2 separate regions of the Homo sapiens genome follow, and region 1 is linked to region 2. A link is a loop called in an ENCODE intact Hi-C map of the cell type or tissue named here. Cell type or tissue: mammary epithelial cell. All regions are shown on one strand. Links, peaks and the distances in the headings refer to the core of each region. The heading gives the core; the rest is flanking DNA.

Region 1 (16,499 bases), core at 5,150-13,149, 85 kb after region 2:
GATGCCATCTTCTCACTGTATCCCCACATGATAGGAAAAGAGTGAGAGTTACACCTCTTAGGGTGTAACCCTAAGAGGGATACACACATTCAGTCCATTGTATTACCTCTTCCTTCAGGCCTTCCCTTTCCAAGTCTAATGTCACCACAATCCCTCCAGAATCATGTTACCCTGTTGTGTTTCCTTTGTAGGGCTTATAATTATCTGGATTATCTTATTTATTCGTTCTGTGTGTTTATTGGCTGTCTCCTGCACTGAAATCTAAGTTCCATGGGATCAGGAACATTGTTTATCTAAGAGATGCAGTGGTCTCTATAACTATAGCTAGAAGTATTCTGGCAGACACATAAAAAAGATGATTGATTAATATATGTTGAATTGCTAAATATTAGTTTAAGGCAGGTAAGGGAAACCAGATTCAAGTTGGACAGGAGGACTTGGCATAGGCCCAACACATCAGGGCTTTGAGCCCAGGGCCCAGTTAGGGATGGGAATGAAGGTTGGGAAGAGAGCTGTAGAGAGGAAGCTGATGCCTTGCTGGAAGAATCAGGCGACTGGTCAGAGTCACCTGGAGATGGCACTCAGGGAGAAACAAATGCCAGGTGGTGCTAAAAATGCCAGATACATGCAATAACCTATCACTAGTGGATAACTCATCCCTCACCACCACCACCCCAAATCTCCATACCCAGTGTCACCAATACAAGAGGAATTGTCCCTTCCAGTTCTTGTGAGTGGATATGTGCATAAGCATACAGACATGAATGTTTGGAGCTGAGGGGTAGAGGCAGCAAGGACAGCCACATAATTCATCCCATCAACAGCTCTGAGTTCAGCTTCCCCTTGGGTTGGCTGAGAGAAGAAGCCAAGAGAAGAAACTAGGCATCCCCTAGTCTAAATCCAGCCTACAAGCCTGTTTTACTTGTCCCACTCCATGTTTAAAAATAAATTATGCCAACACTTAAATGTAGGAGGTTTAACATAAACTTCAGCTTTTCTAGGTTAGTTTCACAAATAGGGAGGTCTGGCATGCTGAACCTGCATTCCCACATGGGACAGTTGGCTGGAGCAGAGTAGCCAGCATGGCCTTGGATGGGTGCACTCGGCAGTTTCTCACGGGCCCCGTCATCTGCTGGTGTATTTAGCTGGCATTATCCCCTTAGGTCACCTGCTTTGTCTTCATAGGTATTTGAGTTTGCAGTGTTGGTATAATGGTTAATCCACAATACAAATAATCAATAAATGTATCATCAATAATAGTGTTTTTGTTGGTAGAACTTGTGCACAGATTACCCACTACATAGAAACCTCCTAGGGCTCCCCATTGCTTGCCAAATGATGTCCACGTCCCTAACTTGGGTATGGTCTGACCTATATCTTATATCCAATTACTACCTTATAAAAGAAACAGAGTTACATTTCAGGCTTTTAACTTATAAAAACAGCCCTGTAGGCTTGGGAGAGACAGAAGGAGAGAAATGAGGAAAAAGAAAAACAAAAACTCAGAGACGGAAAGAGAGAGAGAGACAAACAGAAGTAGAACAATTTAAATAGTGCAGGCCATCTCCTCCCATCCCTGGTTCTACTCGTGGAACATGTGCCCACTGGCACTGGATACATGTAGGCTTGAAACAACATGTTGACAAAATTTGTGTAAAGAAATATGCAAATGATTTTGAGTCTCTTACCATTGACAAAGAGGTGAATAAAATGAATTGTTTAGGTTGTCAAACTACTGAGCTTTGTGAACATCCTTGAAGAAAAACTGAAGAATAATGATAGGCCAAAGAGAAACACTGGCCAACAGAGAGGGAACTGATAAAATGCAACTACAGTTTATATTGTGTAAACAAAAATGGGTGCCCTGCTATACTCGACCATACTGCTTTATCAATGAATAGTCCTTTCTCACCAACTTCTTCTGATGTTTGGATTATAAATTGTTTTTAAAAATAGAAAATAAACCTGTATATTAATTCAATAACTTGGAATTTGAGACAAACCTTTATTTTAAAGGAGTAAACCAGATAAATTATTTTAGCCTTTTCAAAGTAACTCACACTGATCCTGGACCAATTCTGATTCTTACAGGAACATCCAATACTTGGGCAACCCTTTTTTGTACTTCATCCCTGCAAGACGAATGAATTCATGACTCCTGTATTAAAGAATTCTCAGAAAATCAATAAGTAAGAAACACCATCAAGATACATTGGCTTCTACTCTGATTTTAAAAGTGTAAATCTTTTTATGTGACTCTAAATGCTAGGCTAAAAAAGAAATATTAATAATAATAATGGCTAACACAATGATTTTTAGGATATGCTAGATGCTGTTCTAAGAGTTTTAGATACAGTAAGACATTGGATTTTTGCAGCATTCCTATGTGCTAAGTACTATTATTTTGCCCAATTTACAGAGGAGGAAGTTACAGAACAGAGGAGTTAAGCCACTCAAACAAGGTCACACAGCTAGTTAAGTGGTGGGATTTGAATCTAAGCATTTTGGCCTCAGAACCATGCTCTTAATCACTGCACTCTGCTACCTTAGTAAGTGCTGTAAACTGTAAGGGTAAAATTTGAATCATCAAGGGAAGTCAGGAGCCAGTACCTTACCTCATTCTTCAACTACCCTAATGAGGGATCCTTACAGGCTCTCTGGACCTTAAATTCTTGTCAAGCAATGGGGCTGGCATTCAGAAATGCTGAGATTCCAGGTGGTAGGTACAAATCTTTGAAGAAAGCCTCACTTTTGTTATTGTTGGTGACCAACTGATGTTCTACCATTCATCCAAAAACTACAATGGAAACGTTAGCATGGCCTGTATTTCACTTGTTTCCTAGGAATGTCAACTATATCACATCATGGCTGAGCATTGTAGGGCCAGTTGTTGGGCTGAATCTACCTCTGAGTTATGCCAAAGCAACGTCTCAGGATGAACGAAATGTCCCTTAACAAGGTAAAAGAAAAGCCTGGATTTAATGTTTTGCCGTTACAAAGATCAATGTCTCCATTGCATTTAGACTCATCCCACCAAATGCAAAATTTGCTTTCATCTTTAGTGGGCAAACCCTGACTTAATTTTTAGTTTTCCAATCAGTCCCCTACCAAGTTATTTAGGACAGGGATCCCCAAATCCCAGGCCATGGACCGGAACCAGGCCTCACAGCAGGAGGTGAGCGGCAGCTGGGTGGGCAAGCAAGCGAGCATTACCACCTGAGCTCTTCCTCCTATCAGATCAGCTGCAGCATTGGATCTGCATAGGAATGTGAACCCTATTGTGAACTGCGCATCTGAGGGACCTAGGTTGCGCGCTCCTTATGAGATTCTAACCAATGCCTGATGATCTGAGGTGGAACAGTTTCATCCTGAAACCATCTCCCATTCGGTCTGTGAAAATGGTTTTCCCTGAAACTGGTGCCTGGTGCCAAAAAGGTTGGGGGCCACCAATTCAGGAAATATTTTACTTTGCTGTAAGTAGCATGCACTCAGTGACAGGAATGGATAGTTTTATTTTAGTACTGATATTCTTAAATAAGTCTTTACTGCTCAGTTATTTTTCTTTTATTCTCTTGGCTTTTGTTTTATGTTCTTCAGATTCTTCTATTGAGTTTAGGAATTGCGGCACGAAGAATGCCAAGAGTTTACCTGGCCAGCCCTGGCTTTAATAGGACTGATACCATGGAATATTTCATCTCACCAAGATGTGACATGGATTATTTTTCCCTTGGACACAAATGTCTACAGCAACTGGTGTTTGATAGGCTGAATGTTTAGAAGAAACACTTCAAAGGGATACATCATGGCCAGGCATGGTGGCTCACACCTGTAATCCAAGCACTTTGGGAGGCCAAGGTGGGAGCATCACTTGATCCTGGGAGTTCGAGACCAGCCTGGGCAACATGGTGAAACCCTGTCGGTACAAAAAAATACAAAAATTTGCCTGTTTATGGTGGTGTGTTCCTGTAGTCCCAGCTCCCCAGGAGGCTGAGGTGGGAGGTTGGCTTTAACCCAGGAGGCAGAGGTTGCAGTGAGCTGAGACTGTGCCACTGCAGTCCAGCCTGGGTGACAGAGCCAGACACTGTCTCGGGGAAAAAAAAAAAAAAAAAAAGACACATCACTATAAATAGCAAAAAAACAAATCTAACTTATTAATACTAGGAATACCAACATTATTAGGGCACTTGCAGGTTATTCTTTTCTAGGCCAAGTACTTCACTTCCATTTGTCTGACATGGAGATTGAGGGAGAAATGTATTTGTGTGTTCATTTTAATGTAAGATATATAAAAATTAAATTACTGGATTTACCTGTCCCTGAAACTGGTGTTATAAACATGACCTATCTTAAGTGATTTTCCCACAATCAAACTCAGGAACAATAGATTATTTCTGTTTTACTCCAAAAGAGAGAGAGAGAGTGAGTGTGAGTGTGTGTGTGTGTGTGTGTGTATGTGTGGGTGTTTGTGTAGATAGTTGTAAAACAAAGAAAAAACACAATATTTTACTGTGAGATAATATGTTTTACCAGCAAAGTGTGGCATAGTAATTAGAAGTTTTCTAAAAAGCTATAGGAGATATTTAAACATTAAAATTTCTTTTTGACCTATAGTAATAAAACAATGGTCATTTTACCCCTCTGCTTCTCAACCCCACAGCTGCTCTGCTGTACTCTTTGAGGGCTCTTGAGCGAGTCTTCATGTCCCTGAGACTTATTTTCCTCATCTTTAATTTGAAACTAACAAGCTACCTCATAGGGTTGCTGTGAGAACCACATGAGATCATTAATGCATGATAAGATATTGTAAAGTATTATACGAATATTCATTAAATGCTCACCTTTCTTGTATATAATTGGTATTCACTAAGGCTGTAAATAAGTTTCATAGCCAGTTAAGTATTAAGATAAACCTAACCTGGAACAATTTTTTTTTTGGTTGCTTGTTTTGTTTTTTGCTTTCATTTGCTAGGAGCTGAAACGAAGATTAAAATGTCATTGGCTTTTTAGAGAGTCTAGATTAGTGTGTCTTTGAATGAGGGATATACTTAAAATCACCTGAGGATCGTTTACAGCTACAGATGCTGGGGCCACCTGACACAGTCTCTCTGGGGGTGATTCTGCTCTGGAGAACCTCTGGTCTGGATATACCTTTATTGTGACATTGATTTGTATTGTTTTGCTCTACTGACAGGCCTTTTCCAATCCATACAAGCTGAACTTGCTTCCTAATGTTTGTCTAGGCCTTACATGGATAGTAAGGAAGCTTAGGAGACATGTACACAAGGCAGCCCACTTGTAGGAAACTGCTTCAGGTGAGGACATCATTCACCAGTGGATCACCGAGCACCGTGACAGCACCCTCAGTCCACGTCTGCAGATTAAGAGCTGAACTCTCACAGAGAAAGTGGAAGTAGAGAAAGGGTTAATTCAAACTGCTAGAAAAGCTAAAAGTAAATTTTAAAATGCTGAGCTGCCCATATTCATGCTAGGATGAGAGCCGGCTTAAATGCTTGCTGGGCATTTTGGTATTTACCACTTAGCATGTTTTCAACTTCTGTGAGGGATTTTCCCCCCAATCTCCCTAATGTAAACACAGATTTCTCAGCAAGTCATTTCTCAAGCCATGTCATTTCTAGTGTAAAATAAATTATAATAATGTGTCATCTGAATGGTGTTCTTGTCTGCAAACATTAGTTATCCTTTGCTAACAGATTCTGAGATGAGAGTCTATCAGTTTGGAGCCAATGTTTAGTTTTTTTTAAAAAAAGTTAAAAATACAACTTTTTCTCTGATCAACAAAGACCTAAAAATTCATCAGTGGCAGAAAAAAGTTCCAAGGAGCTCCTGTAGACTGGGGAGGCCTTTCTTCCCAGATAGATCCATCTCCTCAAGCAGCTTGATTTCTTTCTAGAATTTTTTTCACTTAAAAAACTTCTAATTTTTGGTTGATAACAATTTCCATTTTTATAAATGCAGTTATGCTAACAGAATGTTATCCTGACAGTTATTAAACATTAGAAGATATTTGGTTTTGTTGAAGTAACTGTTCTTTCTCGGCAATATGAGGATTTTTTCTCCCTGCTTCCTCAAATAATGTACAACATCTATCAGAAATAAGGCTGGGTAAAGTCGCTTCCAGCTCACCTCCTAAATTCTGCTTCTGTGTGACCTTGGAAAAATTTCTTCACCTCTGTGGTCCTCAGTTTCTTTATTTGTAAAATAGGGAAATTCAGCTATGTGTCTTTTGCGACAACCGTGAATTTTTAGGTCTGTGAAATAGAAGTCCAGAGATCTAAACTGTGAGGCTGGTTAACTGCTAGCTGTGTGACTTGGGCCAATTTTCTTATTTCCTTCTTAAACTATTTCTGAAAAATAAAGCCCACAGTATCTATGCTGCTTACCTGACAAGGGCATAGAGAAGATCAAAATGATACATAAAACTGAATGTGCTTTAACCAAGGCAGTGAGACATGGAGTGAGGGGTGACAGTGGATAATGACCTGCTCCTTCAGCGACACTAGCATCCCTACTCCTCTCCACCTCATTGTATGTCTGAGCCCTCCCCAGTGCCAAGCGCTCTCTGATCTGGGGAGTCTTTTCCTTCACACCCTTAGCTGACTGTTGCTTATGCTGGTGCCCACCTGGAAGTGCTTCCTTCCCCACAGGTCTACCCAATTCCCACCCTGGTGTTGGTGATTCACTGTCACAAAGCCACCTCTGACCACCACAGACCCCAATCAGTGCTCCCTTCATTACTCACCATCCTTAGTCACTATGAGCTTTTAGCTGCCTCTCTTCCGCTCTAATTTCTCCCCAACTTGATAAGTATTAATTAAGTCATTTCAGGTGTTGGCCACTGTCCTTGATTTGCTGTGTTGCAGCATACACAGAAGAATGTCTGTGTGTGCCACCTAAGTAGAAAGGCTCTTGGGTTGGGAATTTGAGAGGTGGGAAAACTCTTTGAGGGACCAGTGGAGGGAGCAGTGAGGGGAGCAGAGGCTGTGTTGCTCAGCAGGTACTAGCCTACGAGCTAGAGGTTAAAAAAACAAAATTCCCCTTCCCCCCAACAAAGGCTTATTAAAATCAAGAGAAAAAAGGCCAGAACTGGGTTTTTGCATGTATTTCTCCTATGATAGGTATAGTGGTTTTTATTCATACTCCCAAAATATTAGGAAATAGAGCTCTGCAATGTCAAAATCAGCTCTTACATAATCCAGAGATATTCCAGTGAGGTTTTTTTAGGGTTAAAATTTAAGAATGAGAATATGAAAATATTCACTTAAGCAGATTTCCTCTTACATACTGAATCCTAGGCCAGGTGCCACAGATAGCAAATGGGGAGACATAAGAATGCCATAGTCCAGTGGAGAGGACACACAAGAGGAAGCTTCAGGAACAGTAGGCTGCATGCTGTGGGCAAGCACATGCCAAGGAAGGCTTTGCAGAAGAGGAATGTGAGTGGAGTCTCGAAAACCTTATGACTTAGCCAGGTCAAGAGTGAAGGAAGAATCTTGAAGGTGCTTGTAGGGAAGTGGTGAAGAATCAAGCTGGCTAGAGCAGGACTGGGGCCAGCTCGGGAAGAGTCTTTACTGTCACACTGAGAATTTGTATTTGGCCCGAAAACCACAGCCACTGCTGGGATTCAAATAGAAAAGTTAAAGTGATCACATTTGCGTTTAAGAAAGAACCTGTATTTTTAAATGGCTGCTGCATATAACTAATCATCCATACACTTTGTCAGGTTTCGTTTTGTTTTGTTTTTACTGCAGTGTCTTAGCCACAGGATTTAGAAGGTTGAGGAGCACAGCAGGGGCTGAGATTGTGCCAAAGACACTTCAGTTTTTACCTAGGGTCTTCCAAAACAAAACCTGCCAGTGTCCTGAAAAGCCTTGAATTCTGACTACTGAGTTACCTGGGGCAAGTCACTGCACCTCTCTGGGCCTCTGTTTTCTGATATATTAACATAAGAAAGTGTATTTGATTGAGTAAAATCAATTTATTGTTTTGTAACAAGCTTTTTTTTTTTTTTTTTTTGAAATAAGGTCTTACTCTGTTGCCTAGGCTGGAGTGCAATGGCTTGATCTTGACTCACTCCAGCCTGACCTCCTGGGCTCAAGGGATCCTCTCATTGCAGTCTCCTGAGTAGCTAGGACTACAGGCGCATGCCACCACGCCTGGTTAATTTTGCTTATTTTTTGTAGAGATGAGGTCTCACTATGTTGCCCAGACTGTACTTGAACCCCTAGGCTCAAGAGATCCTCCTATCTCAGCCTCCCAAAGTACTGGGATTACACAGGTGTGAGCCGCTATGCCCAGCCAGTTTTTTTTTTTTTTTAATGAAATAGAATACATAAAAAAGAAAATATCAAAGTGCACTACACATAGTAAGGGCATTATTGTTTTGTGAAACTTTGGTTTCAACTATATGTTTTATATATATATTTATATATATATATATACACACACATATTTTATATATATACACACACATATATTTTATATATATATGAAATCTGTGTGTGTGTGTGTCCACACACGCACACATGCACGTGTGCACTGGGTTGTAACATAGACTGTATTTCTAGTGCCAGAAAATAGAAATCTGAAAACTGATGGACAAATAAGCTTCCTTCCTATTCTAAGACTTGATTCTCCTTATGCTGCTGACCAGTAAGTTGCTGAAGGCTATTCTATTAATAGAAGGGTATAGGAAGTACTTAACAATTATTGTTTCTGCGGCACTTCATGTGCACAAAGGTGTTTGAAGCTACTCCTCTGGATTTTTACAGGGCTTCTCTATGGAAGCATTTTCACATTTTTATTCCTAAATCTGGTAGTTCTTTACAGTAATCCTGTGATCTCAAGCCCTTGCTTTAACTTTTGTATTGTTAGTAGTGACATCTAGTGGTTCTGTTGCAAGTATCTTGCATTCTAGACCATTGGAGCTGAAAGTGATTTTAGTGACCACCAGGTCTCATTTTGTAAATTATTAAAAATAAACTGAAAACTCACATGTATTCCTACATTCAAATCAACTCTATATAATAATAAATAAAACCTATAGCTGTGTAATGCTTTCTTGGATTACTTTGAAGCTTTTCAAATACCCAGAAGTCACTGTTGGTTATAACCATGAGGCAGAAATTTAACAAAGCATGCCCTGATAAATTAAAAGGAAATCATAGTTCAGTATAGCTACAGCCTTTGGTGCATTGTTATTTACAGGTACATGCCAGAACCTCAGGCTTTCGCATGGTGCCTGGTGTTTGGTAGCACTCACTAAATCTTTGTTGAATGTTTGAATATGTGGGTGATCACGAAGCCCTGGAGAAGAATCACAGAAGATGTGGGACTTGAAGGACAGAGAATTTGATAAGAGGCTAGAAAGCTAAGCTTTTAAGTTAGGGGCCATGGAAGGCCAAAAAGGGAACCATGAGTAGGACCCAACAGGGCACCTTTCAAGGTTTTAACAGAGAAAGTTGACTATGTGTAGTTGTTGGAGGACTCATTTGGAAGTGGTAAATTGGATGGATTAGAAGGAAGAGAAACTGGATAGAGGCCAAGAAGCTAATGTAGTGGTGAAGTGATGAATTTCTAAGTTAGGAAGGTGACAGAGTAAAGAGAAAGAAATCAGTGTCAGAGACATTTTGAGAACCAGAACTTGATGTGAAGAGAATGAGAAGACACTTGTTATGACTTGGTTATGGCTTACATTCTATACTGGGAGTCCCTGTCCAGGCCTGGACCGTCTTCCTTGGTCTCTGTTCTGCAGGTATCAGGGATTGAACTTGCTTTCTTCTTTCAAGAAGTGCCACCCACCCTATCCTGTGAGCAGATTTCTTTCTCCCGACCAGCAGCAGAGTGAGATGTAGTCTCCTCGTGCTGTCCTTCAGTAGCTTCAAAGAAACAGTCCCCAGGCCCTTTCCTGCTTATCCATAGGGAAATGGCTAAGTAAAATGTTGTACTATGTAGCAGTTAAGGGGAATGAATTCAATCTCCATGTATCAAAATGGGCACATCTCAAGAAACATTACTGAGTTAAAACAGAAAACAAATAGTAGATGTTAACTATGAGCTGTGTTTGAAAGTGTCCCCCCAAAAAGCATGTATGTGTTGGAAAGCTAATCACTGTTCTAACAGTTATTAAGAGGTGGGACATTTAAGAGATGATTAGGCCATGAGGACTCTGCCTTTCTGAATGAAATAATGCCATTGTTGCAGGAGTGGTTCCTTTCAAAAGGATGGGTTTGGCACCCTCTTGCTTACTCTCTCTCACCCATGTGATGCCTTCTACCATGTTATGAAGCAGTAAAAAAGGCCTCACCAGATGCAACCCCTCGATCTTGGACTTCCCAGCCTCTAGAGCTGTGAGCCAATAAAGTTCTGTTCATTTTAAATTACCCAGTCTGTAGTGTTCCATTATAGCAGCACAAAATAGACTAAGAAGTCACTATGCATGCAGCTTGATACTGTTTATATTTTAAAATGCACTAATACCATGTATTTTCTATAGGTACATATACTGCAAGTGTATGAAAAATATAAAAAGTGATCTAGAAGGAAGGACACCAAACTTGTAAAAAAGGTGATCCAAGACTTCTTTGATCACTCTTTGCAGGTATAGAGTGGGAACTTGGTTTGGAAGTAATCAAAGAAGACTTTGGCTCTTTTTGTAATGCTAGACTTAATCTATCCATAGAATGTAAAACTAGAAATTCCTTTTTAAAAAAAGATTTGAGTCCTCATAGATAATTTGGGAAACACAGAAGAATTTGAAGGAGAATATTTAAAAATCACTGAAGTGTATATCATCTAGAATAACTGCTTTTAAATTTTTTATGTATTTCCTTGTGCTAGTTTAAACATATTTAATTAGGAGCATCCTGTATATGGTTTTACATCCTGCTTTTTTCCACTTAACAATATATCTGGAACATTTTCTCATGTCATTTAATGTTCTTTGAAAATACTATTTTAAATGACTAGCTAGGATTTCTTCTATTCCAAAATGTACCAAATAATTATCCTATTGTTTGAGTTTTGGTCTTTTCTAATTCCTCACTGTTTATTTAACATACATTCATTTCAGCACTTTTTCGTGTCAGGAACTGTTCTAGGAATATAGTGGTCAGTAGGGCAGACAAAGCCCCTACCCTCAAAGAGCTTTCAGAATGTAATGCAATGAGCCAGGCGCAGTGGCTCTCCTGTAATCCCAGCACTTTGGGAGGCCGAGGTGGGCAGATCACCTGAGGTCAGGAGTTCGAGAACAGCCTGGCCAACATGGCAAAACCCTGTCTCTACTAAAAATACAAAAAAAATTAGACGGGCATGGTGGCGTGTGCCTGTAGTCCCAGCTACTCGGGAGGCTGAGGCAGGAGAATTGCTTGAACCTGGGAGGCGGAGGTTGCAGTGAGCCGAGATCGTGCCACTGCACTCCAGCTTGGAGGACAGAGCAAGACTCTGTCTCAGAAAAAAAAAAAAAAAAAAAAATGTAATGCAATGAGAAATGTAGGCAGAAACCTGTGCTCACATTTTGTTTCTTTAGGTTACGCTGTTAATGGAATTAATGGATCAAAGGATATAGGATCATGTCACTAAATTGTTCCCCAGTAAGGATATAGCAATTTACATTCCCAGCAGCAGTCTGTGTTTTATCATTTTCTTAAATCTTTGAAAATTATTTTACTTTGCTTTAATCACTGAATTAAACATTTTTCTCTTGTCTTGCTAAGATTTCGTGGATCCTCAGCTTCATTTCTTCTTAATATGTTATATTTTTCTTAGCATGTTAAATTTCATTTTCTCACCTTCTTCTTGTGACTTCATTGCCCCTACATGTCCATTGTGCTCCTATAAGAGCAGATTGTCCATGTTCTGGTTCAGTTTAACCAGAGAATATGCAGTTAAACAATTGGAATATGTATGTAATTTTAAAAAAATATTATGGAAAATTTCAAATATATGCAAAAATAGTACAATTAACCTTCACATACCTATAAATTGGAATCAACAATTACCAAGATTTTGCCATATTTGTTTCACTTAACCCTTTTTTTCTTACTGTGCTCAAATACTTTTAAGCAGTAACAGACTTTATGTCATTTGTTTTTACAGGTGCATACTGAACATTTTTATTTGATTTATTCCTTCCATTCTTAGATGTTAAAAACATCTTTGGGTTTTTGTCCTCTGCTTTTATGCCTGAGGGTGAGGCTTTGTGCCCTCTTTCTAATTTTTACAAATAGCATGGGAACTTTTCCCTAAAATGACCATAATTAGGGCAGCCATGAAATAAAAGCAGAATGTAAAATGTGCATTTTGCAGGTTCTGCAGACTGGATCATCTACAGAACTGGACAACATTGGGAACACTCATAAACCATGTCAAACCACAGTCCACTTCTCTCAGTTGTTCTCAACTGTGATTAAAATGGAAAATTATGTAATATGTGACTAAATCCTCATTGTTGTACAGGTTGAAATAGTAGCTGGCTTCTTGTGTTAGGAACTCATATACACAAATATACACACATAATTGGAAAATTCTGCATATAGTTTCAGGCGTTCCTAGTCCCTCTAAAATCCACCTATGGGCCAAACCCTATCCATCTATGGGAATCCTGGCAAATAAATTCCACTCACAATGGCTTTCTTTCATTACACACACACACACACACACACACACACACGCAGGAGGAAGATGAGTATGTTGATAAGGAGAAAAGTATTTAATTATAAACATATAAGAAAATGTGTAAAATACAGAACAAACAAAATCAACTATTGTATACTATAATTAAGATCCTGGAGAAATACTTGGAACCTATTAGGAACTTGTGGGGGAAAAGTTGTCATACTACCTGCAAACACACACGAACAGAGTACCTAAAGTTGTCAAACTGTATAGAAAAAAGAATCTTATTATAAGCTGGATAAATTCATAAAGCTATTGGAGAAAAAAGATATGACAAAATCTATTTAATACCAGTTTCCAAAGCAAGAAATGAACAAGACACGTTTTAAAAAGTAACAGTTCTCTCTACTGTTCTCAGCTGTGATTGAAATGAAAAATTATTTAAAGCATGTCTTACTTTGCCCATTATTGTACAGATTTAAACATTAGCTGGTTGCTGAAAGAGGTAAGTAAGCATTATAATACATCTGTTAGCATATACACTTTGAAATTTGGGTTTGCTCTGTATGTCCTACACTTTTAGCACAGCCAAGCAATGTAGCCCCTTGTTCTATTTATTTTTTTCTTTTTCTTTCTTTCTTTTTTTTTTTTTTTTTTTTGGAGAGGGAGTCTCACTCTGTTACCCAGGCTGGAGTGCAGTGGTGCGATCTCGGCTGACCACACCCTCTGCCTCCTGGGTTCAAGTGATTCTCCCACCTGAGCCTCCCAGGTAGCTGGGACTACAGGTGTGCGCCACCACGCCCAGCTAATTTTTTGTATTTTTAGTAGAGACAGGGTTTTGCCATGTTGGCCAGGCTGGTCTCAAACTCCTGACCTCAGGTGATCCGCCCGCCTCAGCCTCCGAAAGTGCTGGGATTACAAGCGTGAGCCACTGTGCCCGGATTTCTATTTCTAATTAACTATAATAAAAGAGTTTTAGGCCAGGCACGGTGGCTCACACCTGTAATCCCAGCACTTTGGGAGGCCAAGGCAGGTGGATCATGAGGTCAGGAGATCGAGACCAGCCTGGCCAACACAGTGAAACCCCATCTCTACTAAAAATACAAAAAATTAGCCGAGTGTGGTGGCGGGCGCCTGTAGTCCCAGCTACTGGGGAGGCTGAGGCAGGAGAATGGTGTGAACCCAGGAGGTGGAGCTTTCAGTGAGCTGAGATCGCGCCACTGCACTCCAGCCTGGGTGACACAGTGAGACTCCGTCTCAAAAAAAAAGTTTTAGAAGGCTAGATTTAAAAATTTCTCCCACACTGTGACTAGATTAGAGAACAGAATTCATGCCAACAATAACTTATTACCACAAATAAGCAGAGTAAAAGGAGCTGGTACTTCTGTGGCTAGATCTGACTAGTGACCTGGGGACTTTGATTTCCTCCTTACCCTCCTTACCATCAGAATTGCTGTTTGCAAGCTTCAGGTCAGCTGGAAAGCAGAGTGCATTAAGGAAGGAATTTGTGATGGTGCTCATCGCACACATCTGAGAGCTGTGTGTGAGTGGCTCCCTTGTTTTTGAAGATACACATCATATATTAGAGGCTTAAGTGACCATCTGAATGAGGTGGCGACTGGGCATGTGCATATTTGAAAATATTAGTTATTTGTCACTCATGGTTCCCTTCAAATGTGTCACTCTAAAAAACTATTTTCTTCTATGAGACAATTTATGCTTTAAAACATTTAATTGTTAAATGTTTTAATGGTTTGCTCTACACCTTCTGTGGTGACATTAGTGTGACAATAAGCTATAAAAATCCACTTCTCTTCCTCCGGTACTAACAAACATAATATCACTTTACCAAACAATAAGGACAAGATTTGTGTTAGAAACGAAGACTGCTCAGTATAACCAGCAAAGACAGTCCCCCAACTACAGTAGCATGAGAATGTGAGTTAATGCTTAAATAATCCACTGACATAGATTTTATAGGTTAAAATAAAGATTACATAAGTTACTGTTAGTGAACATTTTATTGTAATATGGTAATTTATTATCGTAGTCTCTTTTCTTGGCTTTATGCAAAGCCAATAAAGAAAAACGCTAGCTACTTTGACAACCTTCCAACAGATTCCAGGAATATTATCCACAGCGTGACCATTATGACCAATCCTACAACTAGACATTTTCCTGGAATGAAATACAGGAATCCAATACACATACAGATACACATTCGAATTTTTATAGCTGTCATATTAGAACTGTGTCTCTCAGTGCTATCAAAAAATAACATGAAAAGGCCCACATTTATCTGAGGTGTTGTGTGTTTAGACCTTCAAAATTTTTTTTCAGAACATCAGTAACTGGAGTGTTTCAATATTTTCATACAAACACACAGAAAATTTACTCCCCTTCGCAAAACAGAAAACAAAAACTCTTACTAAATACCCGGATAAATTTGTGCCTGAGTTTACTAAGTAGCTACCTGTAAGGCAGTGTTTATCGTTTTGCGATGGGGTGTTTCTGACAGGAACAATTCCATTTGGAGAATAGACTATTGTTTTGACTTGAGCTGTGCCAATTACTTGGGCAAATTTATTTATAAAATACTTAACAGCTGCCTTATTTGGGCTTCCAACTTCTAAGATGAGAGCAGTAATAACCACAAATGGAGAAAACAGGGGGTAGCTACATAAGAACTACCTGACAGATTTCTCATGGATACCCTCAAGATGGTTTCCCAGGGGAATTCTGATGTCACTGGGTTTGGGAACCACAGAACTAAGTGATCTCCTGATTCTTTTTGCTATAACAATTTCTGATTGGTTTGGGCTTTGCTAGGCAAATAAAGAGAATACAGATTAAATAACAGACTAAATTAACTTACCCATTTGTAAATTTTATATATACATATATATAAATACATTACTTTTTATTTATAAATAATTTAAGGCACACAAGAAGTTGCAACAATAGAATAGTTTGTGTATACCCTTCATCCAGCTTTCCCAAATGATAGTATCTTTCATAACCAGAGTATATTTTCAAAAGTAGGAAATTGACATTAGTCCAAAACTATTAACTACAGAATTTACTCACTGACCAATTTTTACATGTTTTTATTGTGTGTATAGTACTATGAAATTCCACTGCAAGTATTGATTTCCATAAATATCACCAAGATAAAGACACAGAAGTGTTTCATTCCCACAAAGAAACTCCCTCGTACGATCCTTCCTTTTATTGTCAGACTCTGCCCCCATTCTGAATCCCTAGTGATCACTGGTCACTTCTCCATTGCTATAATTTTGTCATTTCAAGAGTGTTATATAAATGAATCCATACCAGATACAACTTTTTGAGATAGGCTTCTGGTATCCAGCATACTGCCCTAGAAATTCATAGAAGTTGTTTTATGTAACAATCTGGCTGAATAGTGTATCATTTATGGATATACCACAGTGTATATATTGGCCCATTGAAGGGTATTTAGGTTGTTTCTATTTCTTGGCTGTCCAAATAAAGTTGCCATGAATATTTATGTACAGGTTTTTGTGTGGACACTTATTTTCATTGCTGTATTTCAGTCCTGTACCCGGGACTACAATTTCTGGCTCATGTTGTTAAGTATCACTTTTTCAGAGTGACTGTACTATTTTTCCACCAACAATGCATGAGAGATGCAGTTGCCCTCCTTTCTCACCAGTACTTGGTATTCTCAGCATCTTTAGCCAGGTTATAGTGATAACTTGTTGTGGTTTTAATTTGCATTTGCCTGATGGCTAATGATTTGATCATCTTTTCATGTGCTTATTTGCCATCTCTTTTGTGAAGAGACGTATATTTGCCCATTTTGTAATGGGATTGTGTTTTCTCAC
Region 2 (16,499 bases), core at 1,620-9,619:
GTCCAACAACTTGTAGAGGACAGCCACAGGTTGGGTTTCTTGAAGAGGTTAGGAAAAGCACTGTAGAAGGGGAGGAGAGTGAGTGCCAAGCTATGGGGGCTGGAGGGCTGGAGAGAGCCCACCATATTTGGAGAACAGTGAAGGACCAGTTTGGAGTAGGGGCTAACTTAGGATGACTTACGGAAGAAATAGTTGAAAAGATATGTTGAGGTCAAATTATGGAAGAGATAATGGTTAGGAAGGGGTTGGAAGATATAAAGAAAAAGTGAAAGAGTTTGAGCAGAAGTGAATGAGACCAGAGGAAGGATGTCCTAGAAATTGTGCCTGAGTAAAACAGAAAGAAAAGGAATTGAAGGGTGAGAGTGAAATTTGGAAAAAAAAAAAAAAGGATTTGGCTTTTTCATTGTTGTTGTTATTAATTTTATAACAATTTAAAAACAATAACCTCTTAGAGAAAATGAAGAAAATGAGTTGGAAAGAACATATTTTCGGGGAAAGATGTATTATTGCAAGTACGGTAAGAGTTATGGTTAAGGCAGCTTGTTGAATAGGAAGAAAAATAGTGGATTAGAGAAGTATTTTAAGACTGGGGCAAAAACGACTCTAGTTAATTACTACAGTGAGCAGAAAATAGAAAATTATTTGACAGATAATTTAATTTAGAGTCTTAATTGTAAAGAATCTTTAAGAAAGTTTGTGTATTTATATTTATGTTACACATATGTTTATGTAGACAGTAAATCTAGCCAAGGTCATGATAATGAACCATAACATGAATTTTGGTGAATTAAAAAGAGATTCTAGGGATTGAAATGAATTTGAAGAGCAAACAGTGAAAGTTATTTTTAAGAATAATGAAAAGTTATCTAACTAATACAAATATATTCAAACTGAAAAGTCCAAATAACAGAGGAAATCTAGTGAGAATTATTTGTTGAGCCATGTAAATGTTTGAAATATTTTGGGGAATTAGGATAGAAGTCACATGCTGGGTTAGAACATATGATAGCAATAGAATCTCATTGAAAAATCAAGCCCTGTTTTGAAAATGTACTAAAGGAAAGGTGCTAAAGAAATGGGAAGTAAAACTACAGAGATAGCTAGTTAGCCAAAAGGTTTATTCTAAGCAGAATATTGCTTAGCCACATATACAAAAGGCAAGAGATTTTAGTTGGACCCAGAGGCTTGGGAGAGAAAATAACAAGGTAAGTACATTAATTTTATTAACCTGTAAGCGACTGTATTTTAGCTTTCTTAGGTGAATGTTTGTGCCATATGGAAAAAACATCTCTTTGCTTACTATTGGCACAATGAGCCCTGTTTGAAATACCTATTAAAATATACATGAGTGCCTACTGTGTGCACAACACAAATCTCATTAGCCTCTTTTTAAAATATGCTGAAACAAATCACTGCCTAACTTGTAACTCATGTATTGTTTTTCTGCTCCTTCAAAGTCATCAAAGCAGTATTCGAGTCTATATGTTAGGTGCTGTTTTGAGAAGGCAGAGACTGCATTCCATGAGAAGGAGACCAGGTTGGATGGTGGAAGTAAGGGTATTCAAAGTGCTGGTATAGAGTAATATAGTAGTAATAGGTCCATGATGTGGGGATAATGTTTGAGGAAAGCCAGGAATACAAATTACTGAGTATTAATCTCAAGAGTTTGGGATCAAAACCTCAGAATACTTTGGATAGGATTGAAAATAGAGTGTTGGCAGGGCGCGGTGGCTCACACCTGTAATCCCAGCACTTTGGGAGGCCGAGGCTGGCAGATCACCTGAGGTCAAGAGTTCGAGACCAGCCTGGCCAACATGGTGAAACCCCATCTCTACTAAAATACAAAAAAAAATAGCTAGGCATGGTAGCAAGCGCCTGTACTCCCAGCTACTTGGGAGGGTGGGGTGGAAAATCGCTTGAACCCTGGAGGCGGAGCTTGCAGTGAGCCGAGATCACGCCACTGCAGTGACAGAGCGAGACTCTGTCTCAGGGAAAAAAAAAAGAAAACAGAGTGTCTTCTGCTTTAGAACCAGCAGACCTTAGGCTGTAGATATCCAGCTGGTAGTATGGTTCTCAGATTTCTGGATCAATAGTGGTATCACAGGGCTGATGTCTCAGGTATCTTGTGGACCCAATGTTGCTTCCCTTGGGACCATTTTCTGATTCAGAGGTTCATCAAAATGGTCTTATATGTCCTTTACTAGGTTAAGTGATTCACTTAATTTAAATGGAAGGGTATAACATCACTTGCGTTATTCCATGTTTCTTAACACTGTGTGTGGACAGTTTAAGATGATTCATAATTGCTCCTTTATGTGCTATTGGGCATATGTTCATAAAAATAGATTGTAACACACATAAACTTTCTCATGTAATTAAAAACCATGTTAACATCTATTTTTTCTATTCAAGACTGCTAGACAAATATATAACATTTTAAGCTGATAATTTTGAAAATATTTATTAAGCAAGACTTTTAAACCATCTATTTGTGCTATATTAGATGTGTACCCCTGGTTGCAAATAATTTGATAAGCAGGAAAAGGCTTATTGAAGGGTAGATCGTAGAGTCAACTGAAGGTGGTAGAATGACAAGGCAAGGGAATATCTGCCTCCCTTTAGCTTTGGTGGTAGAAATGGGGCTCTGCCTCCTACTTATTTTGGAATTTATCTCCCAAATTGGAAGTGTGTTTGGATACTGAGAAATCACATATCTGCTATAGCTGCATCTGCTTAATGCTATGGATTTATGTGAGTATGAGGGTTTTTAAAAATATAAATGTAAAACATTTAATCAATTAATTTTATTATGATCATTCAGCCATTATTCTTAGAATGTGCTAATTACTCTAGAAATAATGTTGAACTTTCATCTGTTCATTCATTTGAAAATATTTATACATAAGGCATGGATATGTTTCTGAAATGCTGAGATAAATAAAGGAAATCAGAGATGGATAATACCATCAAGGAGCTTACAGTCTAGTGAGGGAAACACAAGATAGGTCTGAAATTCACTATAACAAGTAGAATATGTTAAGGACCATAAGAGAGGTAAAAGGCACCAGGGCTTGGAGAGCTATGACTACCTTGAGCTGTGGTGATCAAGAGAGGCCTTGGCTGGACATGGGATTTGTCCATGAGTGATAGGGGAAAGGGTGAGCCAGGCTTGGGAAGAAAATCATGAAAGGGAAAATTCCAGATACTCATAGGTTAGGCAGTGTTGATGGGGACCACTAGTAATAGTAGCAACAAGAACAATACAACTAATATGCATGTATAACTTTACACTTTACAAAGAACTCCTGTGCACAGAAACACATATAATGTAGTGGTGAAAAGCGCATGGTCTAGAGTCAGAAAACTTTAGTTCTGATTCCTAGCTCTGCTGCTTACTAACCTTATGACCTTGGGCAAGTTATTGAACTTTGCCATTTCTTTTCTTTCATCATCTGAAAAAAAAATTGAGTTAGCAATAATACTGATTTCAGAGTTTCGAGGATCCTGAGCTTATATTGGAAATGGTGCTTGACACTTAGTGCCTTTCAATCATGCTAGCCAAATTATATATCTAGATCTTCACAATAAAATTAGAAGGTAGTAACTATTATTACCCTCATGTGAAGACAAAAACTGCTCAGAGGGGTTAAATTATTTATTCAAGGGTACATAGAAAACTGTAGAGTTGGGACTTAAACTCTATAGCCCATTTTTCACTACATGACACTTTCATTCAAATAACTGAAATTTAAGAACCATATAGGTTAAATTAATTAATTGATGTTATATGCAAGCAAAAGAAAGTTGCCATAGTTCATATTTTTGGAATTTCATTTAGATTTCTTGAGCCCAATAAAGATACAAAGTCCTAAAATGCTTATAGGAATAAATAAAAGTTACAGAATTAGCCAGTATAGTAGCTGAAATGAATGTACGTGAACAATTGCACTCATTTCATATCACAATATAATTTTCTCACTGAAGCAAAAATGAATTTTCCCCTTTGGTGGAGCTTCATCTCTGCCTTACTGTGGAGTATGACATGAATTTTTATATCTTTCAAAGCTATGTTGAAGACAATATATTGAATAATGACATTTTTTGTTGTGAAAAATCTACTCTTTCCTTTTTATTTCTAATGGCCACATTCAGAACATTATTCTTAAACTTACTCTGAATTATTTGTACTCTCTCTAGTCTTCATTTTAGGAGTTAAAAAATGTTAGTGAAACCGTGCACAATAAGGATAAAGGTGACTCCAGCGTGCTTGCACTAGAGTTAGATAGTGCTGGTGAAATATCTCATGCTGTTATTGGCTCATGAAAACTAATAGCCCTGAGAAATTTAATTTAGAAAGCTGCACATTTTGAGTAATATATAGATTACTTGACATGTGGGTTATTATTCAATTGAGAGATTTTATATGAAAATGTCAAATTAAATGCTACTGGCAGTTGCTAAAGATTGTACTTTTTAATTATTCTATTTTTCACCTAATGTCTCTTCTTCTTTTGTCATTGACACTTTAGATTACTGACAGAACATTCCATTAGCTTAAATGTGTATTATCATTCCAAGTGATACAGGCACATAGTAGGCACTCAATAAACACTTGTTATATAAATGACCTCAATTTACCATGCTCACTATGTAGGTTACTACTGAAATTATTTTGGCTTCTACTTCTTTTTCAAGTATTCAAGAGATTTTACTGAGCTACACAGCCTCAATGTGACTAATGAAATTTCTAAGCATGTTAAAATTGGTGCGATTGAGTATCTTGGATCTGAAACGAAGGAGTTGTTGATTGAGTATGCTTATGTCTCCTCTGACTGAGGCCAGATGTAAAAAAATAGACTCTCTTAACATGGTTTAAAGTTTCTCATTGAAGATACTTTGAATTGAACATGCAGGCACATAATAATGTGTTTTATGTACTTAACCAAGTATTTATGTCCGTGTTTTAAGTTTTGAGTCTTCAGTTTTCATAAATAAGTGGATATGTACAACATTCTTCAGGTTTCTACTTTGTTTATATGATGCAGTTCTTTATACATATATAAATATCCCAGTTTGTTTCAGTGGGATTTCTCAAGTATCCATTTTGCTTTTGAAATAATTAGTCACGATCATATTTGAATGCATTTTAGATATTAATAATGTATGCCACGATTTTGAAGATATTGCTGATTAAGTTAGATCTTTTGTTTTTGTATGAAAGATCTCAAAAACTAACTTTTGTGTGTCTTTGATGATGAAGGTGTGAACTGTGACTAGGCAAACCAGTGACGAAGGCTTAGGGAACAGAAACCACATCATACCTCATTAAGTCATTGTTGTCATAGAGACAAAGCTATATTTACCCAGACCTTTTACAGTGTAAGTGGTCAGCAGAAACTGGAGAGATTTGCAGAGACACAGAGGAAAAGCAAAATTATATACTTTTGCCAACCATACTCTGATTACTCAACATATTTTGGGAACTGCTGGTTTTGAAACTTCTTCCAGTCCTTGTGGCTAGAAGTTGGAAGATGGTTACTTATTAAAGGTGAATTTGTTTGGCGACAACAAAATCATTTGGAAGCAAATATATGGAATAAAATAAGTATAATTTTTTTTCCTTTGATTTAAACCTATTTGGGACTAGTAAGTAATTAGTTACTTGTCTGGCTCTGAAGGCAGTTCAAAAGTTCAAAGGCAGTTCCATTGACAGAATTACAGCATTGTTGGAATAAATATTGGTTGAATTTGCTGAATAATCAGGTAACCTCCCTAGGTGACTGTTTTGAGGAACAGTGGTCTTTTGAATATTTAAGACCTGATATGCTTGTTTTAAAAACATGTAGTCCCACCAGGCCTAGCATGCCACCAGCAGGGGGTGCCAAACACAGAACTTCAATAGGTGCTAAAGAGACTGCAGTGGCCCTTGAGATAGCCGTTATGGGCCTAGAAGAAGCAGATATTTTAACAATGGTATTATAATTGCTTGTTGACCTTCCTCAGTTTTTTTAAGGGGGTTAGATTTTGGAAGTTGGAGACCATGGTTTGGAGAGGGTATTCATGGAGGTCACGACTGTCTAAGCCATCTCAACCAGTTGCATCATTGTGGATGTATAACAGACTTGCACTGTTATATTACCAATTTTTCCATTGGTTTCCTCATTTGAAGAGTCTACTTTTCAAACAAAGCTCTGGTTACAACAATCAAAAGCAAGCAAGTTGGTTTAGAAAGTTGGGGTGAGAAGAAAATAGTGCTTATTCTGAAGAAAAAGAAATAAAGCTTTGCCAGGCCTCATTGGGATTGCAGCTAAAGGACTCCACTGAGGTAAATACTTTCCTGGCCTCTTGTCTCTGCCCTTCCCTATATAGCCACATTTTTGTAAAGATGGAGTCTCACTTTGTTGCCCAGGCTGGTCTCAAACTCCTGGCTTCAAATAATCCTCCCACCTGGGTCTCCCAAAGTGCTGAGATTACAGGCGTGAGCCACTGTGCCCAGCTGTTGTTGTTGTTTAAGGTGATGAAAATGTTCTAAAATTGATTGAGGTGATGATTGCACAACTCTACGAATATAACTGAATTGTACACTTCACATGGGTGAATTGTATGTACGTGAATTATATCTTGATAAAGTTATGTGTGTTTTTTTTTAGTCATTGGCTTTAAGTGACGAATGTTAGTGATATGCATGTAGTGCTAGTGATCCCCTACCCAGCCCTGGTGGTCTTTCCACTGGTTGGCACCTCTCCCTGGAACGCTGTGCCTCCCAGTGTTTGCACACAAGTTACTTTCTCACTAAAGTCTAAAATTGCAAACCCACCTCTGGCTGGCACTTCTTAGCCTGCTTTACTTTTCGTTTTCACCATAGTATGTATCACCTCCTAAGATAATATACAGTTTACTTGTTTATTGTGTTTATTGTTTATTTTCACACACACACACGCACACACACACACACACACACCCCAAGGCATAATGTAACCTCCATGAAAACAAGGATGATTGTTTTGCTCACTGATGTATCACAAAGGCTTGGAACAGATGCCTGGCATATAGTAGGTGCCCAATTATATAAAACATCTACTTCTAAAATTAACTTCTATCCAAACCATTTACTCCATACTTACATTGTTGCCTGAAATACTTTAAGGAATAAAATTAAAATCATTACTGATTACCAGATATGAAACCCAGCATTCTTCTCTAGGTCTGAAAAGCTTTATGGTAATAGAAATAAAGTTAAGGAAGGCATTTTTTCATCATTTATCATTTGCTCAGTAAATATTTGTAAAGCATTTGCAGTGCCTCTGCCCTCAGAGGCAGCGTGGACCAGCAGGAAGAGCATTGGTGAGTCCTGAGATCTGGATTCAGACTTCAGTTCAGTCATGAACCGGCTGCATACTTTTGGCAGATACATATTTCGTAAGACCTTGGCTGCCCTATTTATAAAATTAGTGGTTATACTAGCTCTAACATTTTATTATCCTACTACAGGTATTTGTTTACTTCTAACTTTGACGTGTAAAAATTATTTTAAAAGCATGTCGTTCTGTAATTTGATTAGTTTACTATTTGACACTAAAGTTCTTAAGATCTTATTTGCCTCTTCCCACACCAATACACACACACACGCATGCGCACACAGACACACGCACACACATACACATATGCATGCATGGCATTTGCATATTTCAAAGATGCATAGTGCTTAAGAGCAGAGTTTGGCCCTACTCTGTAAATGTGTTCAGAAAACAATATAACACAGATACTGAAGGCAGCTTGTTTTTAACTTGTAGCTAAACATGACATTCAAATGTTAATTGGATGAATAAATCTTGTTCATTTTACAGACATGGAAATGTCAATGGAATAAAACTATTTATCACAAGATAATGGTCTCCTGCCGCTAGATAAATGCCAAGATGAAGATACTTATTGAAAATGTATCAAAATATTCTATTGCTATTTATTGAAAATAAAGGTTGAGGAAAAGTTCAACTTTTTAGGTCAAACATGAGAAATGCCCTGCTTATAATATTAGTATGGTACTATATCAAAGATGATATGCACGGTATAGCAACATGGGAAAATTCTAAGAAATAACAGTCTAGAAATGAATCTTTTAGGTTTGAGAATTACTGGAATAATTGTGTGAGGGCTGGGAGGAGATTCCTGATATTTATTGAGCTCTTATTGTGTGCCTAACACAGTCCTGGGTGCATTCACTAATGTAAGCCTCAAAAGAACAATACCCAGAAAGGATCATTATTCTCATTTTGCAGGTAAAGTTAAAAGCAAAATAATTTGCACTCACATGGAGAGTAAGTGCCAACACCAGGATTTAAAACTTAGTCCAGATTCCAAATCTAGTGCTTTTTCCCCCAACATCATACATTTCTACTTATACTTGAAAGTCTTAATACAGTGATTTTTGGAGCTCTTGAGTAGATTATTTTCCTTATGCTTTGTTGCCCTTGATGACCAAATACTTCTTTGGTCTAAATATTCAGTATATTGCTATGTGAAATATCTTTAAGTGATATCATCCATTAGCCCAAAAGAGCACGCCCATAAGTCTTGAGGGCCTTATAGCTCTGAATGGATCAAGTTATATTGGATTCTAGCATTAAGACACCTTCTTTCCAGTAGTGTATGGTTTGAAATCTTTAGGTGACTTCTTCTTTCTGCTTTCTTTTCAGAACTTAGATACCTATTTTTCCACTTTACTTACCTTGTGTATAATGTAAGTGCCATAGTGGTCTTTGTAAAATACATTGTTTGGGTGGATACAGAGGGATAATTGAAACAACTTAAAGAAAAAGAGCATTATTGTTCAATAAAGCTTTTACTGCCCTCTTCATGCCAACCCCGTTCTCTTGTCCTTCCCCACCCCAAGAGTCCCTTTCTCCACCTGCCATAGACACCAAGTGTTAATATCTCTCTTCCTTGGACCATCAGTGAGCTTCAGTCTTCTTCAGGCAGAGACCACTCTACTGTAATATACTTGTCATAGTTTCCTCAGTAGATGTTAGGCTCCTTGTTAGGAGAAATTGCGTGTTTTTCTTCTCTCTATTCTCCATGGTACCTGATGGAGTGATTTGGACATTATAGATACTCCATGAGAATGTGAAAGATGCATGGGTATGGCTTCTTTGTTTTAAGGACTAGAGTAAGTATGAAGGATTCAGAGTATTCATGGTGCACCTTTATGAATATGGGAGTCTGTTGGTTCCTTTGCCTGTGCTTGCATCTGTCAGTTCTCTCTAAAACACATTTGGATTTTATTTATTTTGTAAAATTCCTAGAGGCAATGAATGAGCAGACAATTTAAATGCTAGATGGATACAAAGCTGAGAAGCTTGAATGTTTAAATTTCCCTCAGGAAGAAAATAGTAATTCATATAGCACTCTCTTGATATATAAATAGCATGTGCACTGAAGATCTTTCTAAAAGTCATGATATTCTTCCAGGAGTTTTAGATTGACACCAAGCACCATTGTGTCACATGAATTACTAACTCAGTCTTTACCATGCACTTTCACAGATGGGAGACCTTTAACTCTGAAGGACATATGGGAAGGAGTTCATGAGTGCTATAAGATGCGACTGCTACAGGGACCATGGGACACTATTACGCAACAGGTTGGAGAGTATTGTCATTTTATTGTATGCATGTTATTGTATTCTTTCCCGCTGCTCATCTTTTCTGCTAGTTCCCTCTCCAACTCTTTTCCCTATTTCACTTGTCTATATCTTTACATATTTCACCTCAAAGACAGTTTCCTTAAAAAAAAACCTTCCCAGACCCAGTCTTGGTTTAGCCACCCTATTATAAGCTCTCAGAGTGCCCTATAATTATCCTTTAGAATGCTTATTCCAATTTTAAATTACATATTAGGATGATTTAAAAAAATTGATGTCTGTCTTCTCCACTATACAGATACTCCTTGACTTACAATGGGAATACATCCTGATAAACCCATCGTAAGTTGAAAATATCTGAAGTAGAAAATGCATTTCATACACCTAATCTACTAAACATGAAAGCTTAGCCTAACCTACCTTAAATGTGCTCGGGACACTTACATTAGCCTACAGTTGGACAAAATCATCTAACACAAAGCCTATTTTATAATAAAATATTGAATAGCTTCATGCAATTTATTGAATACTTGACTGAAAGTGAAAAACAGAATGGTTGTATAGGTATCAAAATATGGTTTCTCTTGAAGATGTATCACTTTTGCACCATGATAAAGTCTAAAAATTGTTAAGCTGGACCATCCTAAGTCTGGGACTGTCTGTACTGTGAGCTCTCATATAGGCAGACCATGTCTCTTTTATTCTTCATTGTACATGCAGCACCAAAACAGTACTTATCATGTAGTATGTGCTCAATAAAAATGTATTAAGCAAATGAAAATAGAAACTAAGTTGGCTTATATATTAAGAAATAGATGATTTGGCTTATGTAATCTATACTGTTTTACAGTTTTACTCATAAATACATTTGCAAAAAAGAAGAGCTTTTGATTAATAATATGGTTGCAATAGTGATTTGCAAAAGTAGAGAAAATAGATCTGCAAAAGTAGATATAAAAAGTAGATTTGCAAAAGTAAAGGAAATAGATCTGTCAATCATGTAAGTCATTACTGCCTTGCTAAAATCAGTAGTTATTTTGGAAATTTAAAACTACTCATCACCTTGCAACCAATCATCATCTCCTTAAAAATAATTTTTACTTATATCAAAAATATTATTTTTTCCAAGCTTCTGTTCAGCTAATGAAAGCTTCCTTTAAAAATGAGTTTATCAGTTATTAGAATTTTTATGCCCTCTTATGTGTTTGATCATAATGACAGTTTACCTCCCAATCAACATAAGAATCCTTAGCATCTTGTAAGTGGTTCTTTAACAATGACCATTTTCTAGGTTTTAATTGAGGACAAAACTAGCTTTAGGTATTTGTATCTTTCACACTGCCCCTCAAATTAATCTTTTCTCTTCCCACTGTCACCCTCCTAGATCAAGCCCTCTGACCTCACGTGGAACAATTAGTAAAGCCTCTTACCTGTGGTTTTCTGCTCCTTTCCTCTCTGCCCCTTACCTGTAGTCATATCTTTTTAACCACTGCTGTGCTTACTTACCTGTGCTCAAACCTGCAATAGTTCTCCGAGGGCCTATGGGATGTGGTCTAAATGCTTTGCCTGGGCATCAGAGGTTGCCACTCCCTGGTTCCAACCTGCTCTTCTAGGTTTATCTTCTACTCCTCTGCTCTATACAGCTCTTGCCAAATATGGTTATTCATCTCTCTATACTCCTCTTGTGCAGTTTGTTCTTGTGATCTTTTCTAGATCTAATGCCTTCCCTCATTTTTCTGTATGCATTACCTGTTACTACCTGTCCTCTCATACATTCCCTTCTCTGAAACCACTTCAACTCACAAAAATTGCCCCTCTGAAATCCAAATCTGTAGACCAGGCATTGGTGGTGCTGTGAAGAAGGATAATGTGAAATATGAGAAAACCAACCCTAAAGATTTGGCAAGAACATTTTATTTTATACAAACTATTTTGGATTAACCTTTAAGTATGTCAAGATGAGTGCTAAGAGTTCCAGCTTCTAGTGTCTTGTCAGTGGCCACAAACTGTACAAAAATTTGTATTGTAGAGTCCTTATCCACAAGACCCAGAAAATGTTTGGTTGTAAGAGTCAAGAAAGATGGCAAAAGATAGAGGAAAAATATATTCAAAAATATATGTGTATTTAACTTTACACCCATTTATCAACTCTTTCTCAATTCCATTATACTCTTGAATCCAGTTCTTACCATTTTCCTTTTCTGCCTCTAGCAGATAATTAATCTCCTTAATGCAGGCCTGTATATAGCACAATTTCTAGTGGTCTGTGATATTTTATATTTTAATTCCACGTGTCTTTGTTCTGACCCATGACATAAGAACAAGATTTTGATACAATGTTGACATAGATTTCTTTTTATTGATAGAACTCTTACATTGTTAAACTCACCACTGAACCAATCTGTATATAGATTATTTTTAATAGAATTGACGAATGTCTTTCATTTTATAGTTATTTCACTGTCACACAGCCTATTAGTGTACCATCTTTTTCCTCCCTATCGTAGTACGGTATTACAGATCAAATCCTATCACAACAAGCATTACTATTTCTAACACTAAGGCTGGGGCTCACTTAATAGGAGGGATATTTGATATAACCACACTACAACACAACTATAAAACTTAGGTGGTCCTTTGGAATTGATCTTATTGGGATTTGATCTGTGAACAGATATCCTACTTCTAATAACAATGTTTATTTAAGCTTTAAAATTGCTCATCACAGTGCGTGTCGAGGCATTACAGACCAAGTAGGGGAAACTCATTTGCAGCCATTGCACTACTTGGCATTTGAAAATCATCATGAATATTTCCTTTGGAGATCTTGGCTTTTAATCCCAGATTGGTTAATGGGTTGGTATTTATATCCTCTTCTTTGCTTGAGATCTTTGGGAGAATGGGTCTTCATTTTTTAGTACCACATACAAAAGAAAACAAGGTGTCCTCAGTGAGATGGAGGGGGAGAAGATGATACAGCACTAGGGAAGAATGGGCTGATAGAATATTGGTGGTGTTGAATAGTAGACACCGTTTTGCAGAATTATACTAAAGAATCATTAGCTTGCGGACTGAACATGATAATAATATGCTGTCCTCCAGAGTGGCTTAAAAACAAATGCAGCCTTTGCATAATATAAAATGCATTTCACTTCATTTTCAGGCCTGATTGTGCTCATATAGTTTGTTGCTCTTCATCTTTAGTAATCACACTTCTGTTCTTTCAGCATTTGTCTTGATGATAAGGACCTATTCATGTCAGATGTAAACCCCCTCTTTTGAAGATAAGCCACTCATAAATTTCATACATTTGATTATGGTGATTACTTACCTGCTTTTGCCCAACATTACAGACTACCTATTATATCAACCCTGTAGCCTAATAAAAAAACTTCTGAAAGAAAGTTAACAGGTACTTAGGTTGGATCTGCCTTAATTGTTATAGTGAGTGTTACAATAATGATCACTGGAAGGTGTTGGCTCTATGTTTTAAGAAAGGGATTCCTGTGATCTTGGCATGGCCTAAAGTCACAAAATAAAAATGGGTACCTTCAATTTCACTTTAAGATATGTGTGTTTATGTGCAGGGTGTATAGTGGTCAGATAAGTAATTTTTTCTTAGTGGATTCTTTTTTTGAACTTTATATTATGGAAAATTTTAAACACATACAAAAGTAGAGATAATTGTGTAATGTGCTTATTAGCTGATGAAGAGTTTGGTTTTTTCCATATCTCATACAGTTAGGAACTTTTTTGAAGCAATTCCTAGCATCATTTTATTTCATCCCTACATATTTAAGTAAATATTTTTAAAAGATAAGAGTTCTACATGAATGTTCGTATCAGTTTTATTTATAATAGCTCAAAATGGAAAAAAACCCAGGTGTCTTCAGTGGGTAGATGGTTAAACAGAGAGTAGCATACCATTACCATGGAATACTACTTAGCAATAAAAAGGGACCAATTATTGATATACTCAGCAACCCGGATGAATCTTCAAAGAATTATGCTGAGTGCAAAAAGGCAATCCCAGAAGTTGCAGAGTGTTTGATTCCATTTCTATAACATTTTTGAAATGACAAAATCATGGACTGAAGAACAGATCTGTGGTTGCCAGGTGATAGGGAGTGTGAATGGGAGGGAAATGGCTGTGGCTATTAAAGGCAACGTGAGGGAACCTTATGGCAGTGGAAATGTTCTGGATCTTCACTGAATCAGCGTCAGTATCTTGTTTGTGATATTGTACTATAGTCTTGCAAGATGTTACCATTGGGGGAAACTGGATAAAGGATATGAGATATCCTTTTGTGTCATTTTTTTAAATTTTTATGTTTAAAGTAGAGATGGGGGTCTTACTATGTTCCCCAGGCTGCTCTTGAACTTCTGGCCTCAAGTGATCCTCCTGCCTTGGCCTTTCAAAGTGATGGGATTACAGGCATGAATCACTGCACCTGACCTCTTTGTATAATTTCTTACAACTAAACATGAATCTACAACTATCTCAAAATAGTTAATTAAAAAAGGTAAGGACTCAAAAAAAACATAACCACAATTCTATTATCACAGATAAAATTATTAATAATTTCTTAATATCATTAAATAAGCAATTAATGTTTAAATTTCCCAAGTTCTTTTTTTATAGTTTGTTTATATCAGGATCCAAAATAAGGTTTACACATTAAAATAGTTAACATATCTTAAGACTTTTGGAATCTTACAGATTCTCATTCCTCCATCTCTTTTTTTTTCCTGGTAATTTTTTGTTGAAGAAACAGGTTGTTTGTTCTGTAGTGTTTTGCAGTCTTGATTTTTTTTTTCTAATTGTATTTCTGTGGTGTTTACTATGTTCCTCCCTGTGTTTTTTTATAAACTGGTAGTTAGATCTTGAGGCTTGATCAAATTCAGGCTCGATTTTTTGGCAAGAATACTTCATGGTTGCTTCTGGGTATGCCGTCGGGGGGACATTATGTCTGGTTATCCCTCTTTTTTGTGATGTTAGCAGCCATTGATGATTATTGCCTAGACCCATTAATTCATTAGTGATTGCAAGATGGTGATGTTCTAATTCTATCATTCATTATTTATTAGTTGGACTACTTCTATAATGACAAAGTTTCTCTCTCCATCTTACTTACCTGAGGTATGCTTTGATTAGGAAGGGCAGGATAAATGCTTGATTCTTTCCCTTTGTGAGCTAGCTTTCAAGATAATGAGTTGGTTCTCTAGTATCCTCCAAAGGTAACCAAGAACCTTAAAAAATATGTCTTTATGGACTCATAAATGTTTTGTATGTGTCCGTTCATAGTAGTGGTTATCTTTATTGATGTTCAGTTTACCTCATCTTTAGCCAGTGGAAGTCTGGCCAAAGACATTGGCTCCTGAGTCATTTTGATACAACCCATGTGGCTTTGATGGCTTCCTTGTTTAGTGGTATGACAAGTGGTTGCACATGCATGTTGTGCAATTCCTGCCCAGACTTGTTGGAGTCAGCCAAGGAGAACTGGTTCCTTTGGGAAATGGTAGTGCCTTTATCTAGGTGTTGGAGCCAGAGAGAGTGGATTTGACTTTGTATGCCACCACTTACTAGCTGCATGATCTTGGTTAAATTACAAAGATTCTGTGTCTTAGTTTGATTTTCCATTAGAGGTTACAGTAGCATCTACACAGAGCGAATGGGAAGACTAAATGAATCAATATATGTAAAATACGTTGTACATTGCCTAGCACATAATATGTAGTAAATATATTATGTAATTATTGTAATCATAATCATTATTATTTTTTCCAGGTAAACATAGTTATTTCAGTGATTTTCTCAGCCATTGAAGATTAAGCTATGCCAAATTTAGGATCCCCCCTTCCCACCCTGGAATTTATACTAAACTTCTGGACCCTAACCGATAATATCTACCCCAGGGGCTCTGTTTCAGGTCTGTGCTGCCTCTTTCTCCTCATCTCTGTCACCCTCGCTGTCTCTCTCATCAAACCTTTGCTTTCTAGGACCACATCCTGACTTTTGTGGGCCTTAGATACATTTACCTTAACGGACTCCTTTCTCCATAAAAAGGTATTAAAATTATATTTTATAGCTGCATTATTAGAGAGATGACTGTATTCATACTATATATTAAAATACTTTCTTTGACCTACAAGTTTATTATTTTATTTTTTAAAAAGCAATTAAAATATTTTCATGGATTCCTAAAGGTATTGTAGACCCCAGGCACCATGCCTACTCTGTCTAATGAATAAGTCAGCCCTACTACACCTCACTCTTTTCTGCTACCGCAACAGGGCTGCAGAAACATCAGGTGGCTGTCTGCAGTCCTTCTATGCTCAGAAAAGTCTGGCTGCCCCTCCTGTTTTACAGCTGCCTAAATATAATGATGATGATGGAAGGGACTTTTCTTCATGAAACCTACTGTGTACTAGAACCATATCCTCTCTATTCTCAAATTTCCAAACCACAAGAGATTCTATTGTGTTGTGTTATTTTGTACGCATGTATATGCACACACATGAGCACGTACACATACACATGCCCCTCTTGGGAAATGGCTTTTCAAAATTGCCTCTCTCTAAGCCCCTGCTTTCCTTCCCAGCTCTGAGGAGAGAGAGTTGTATATGAAACTCAATCTGTATCTTATCTCCTTTTAAATATATTCTTTCTAACACTTGAACTATGTGCTTAAATTTGGAAACCAAAACTTTGGAGGTTCTTTATTTTCTGATTCCATATGTCTGGGAAAGGAAAGTACAAGTGAATGAATGGGGTTGGAGGGATAAAAGTGGGAAGAAACTCGTTGATTATTTTCCTCATTTCGTCCTACCATGCAAGTATTTAATACTATATAAGAGT

What was found. Hi-C counts contacts between places; a loop is a spot of excess contacts. Peaks named below come from ENCODE experiments on the same cell type or tissue, not always from the same donor. Only the 100,000 strongest peaks of a DNase experiment are listed, where the experiment ranks them.
Region 1: it touches region 2 in a loop (11-fold over the local background); 3 of 110 quality-filtered maps call a loop at or near these places.

Annotation. Positions count from the first base shown.
Region 1 is chr5:82,250,471-82,266,969 of GRCh38, forward strand. ATG10 (autophagy related 10) reads left to right here. Exons shown (of 8, transcript NM_031482.5): 6 at 2,092-2,189; 7 at 2,844-2,959; 8 at 3,598-5,663. The coding sequence ends at 2,955. Among named protein-coding and RNA genes, the nearest start is that of RPS23, 20 kb to the right of the region's middle. In mammary epithelial cell, for the core only: a CTCF peak has its summit at 8,887 (motif pointing left); no DNase peak of the experiment used is centred there.
Region 2 is chr5:82,168,948-82,185,446 of GRCh38, forward strand. It overlaps ATG10 (autophagy related 10), which reads left to right. Exons shown (of 8, transcript NM_031482.5): 5 at 9,543-9,640. Among named protein-coding and RNA genes, the nearest start is that of RPS23, 100 kb to the right of the region's middle. In mammary epithelial cell, for the core only: a CTCF peak has its summit at 5,875 (motif pointing right); no DNase peak of the experiment used is centred there; H3K27ac peaks cover 245 bases.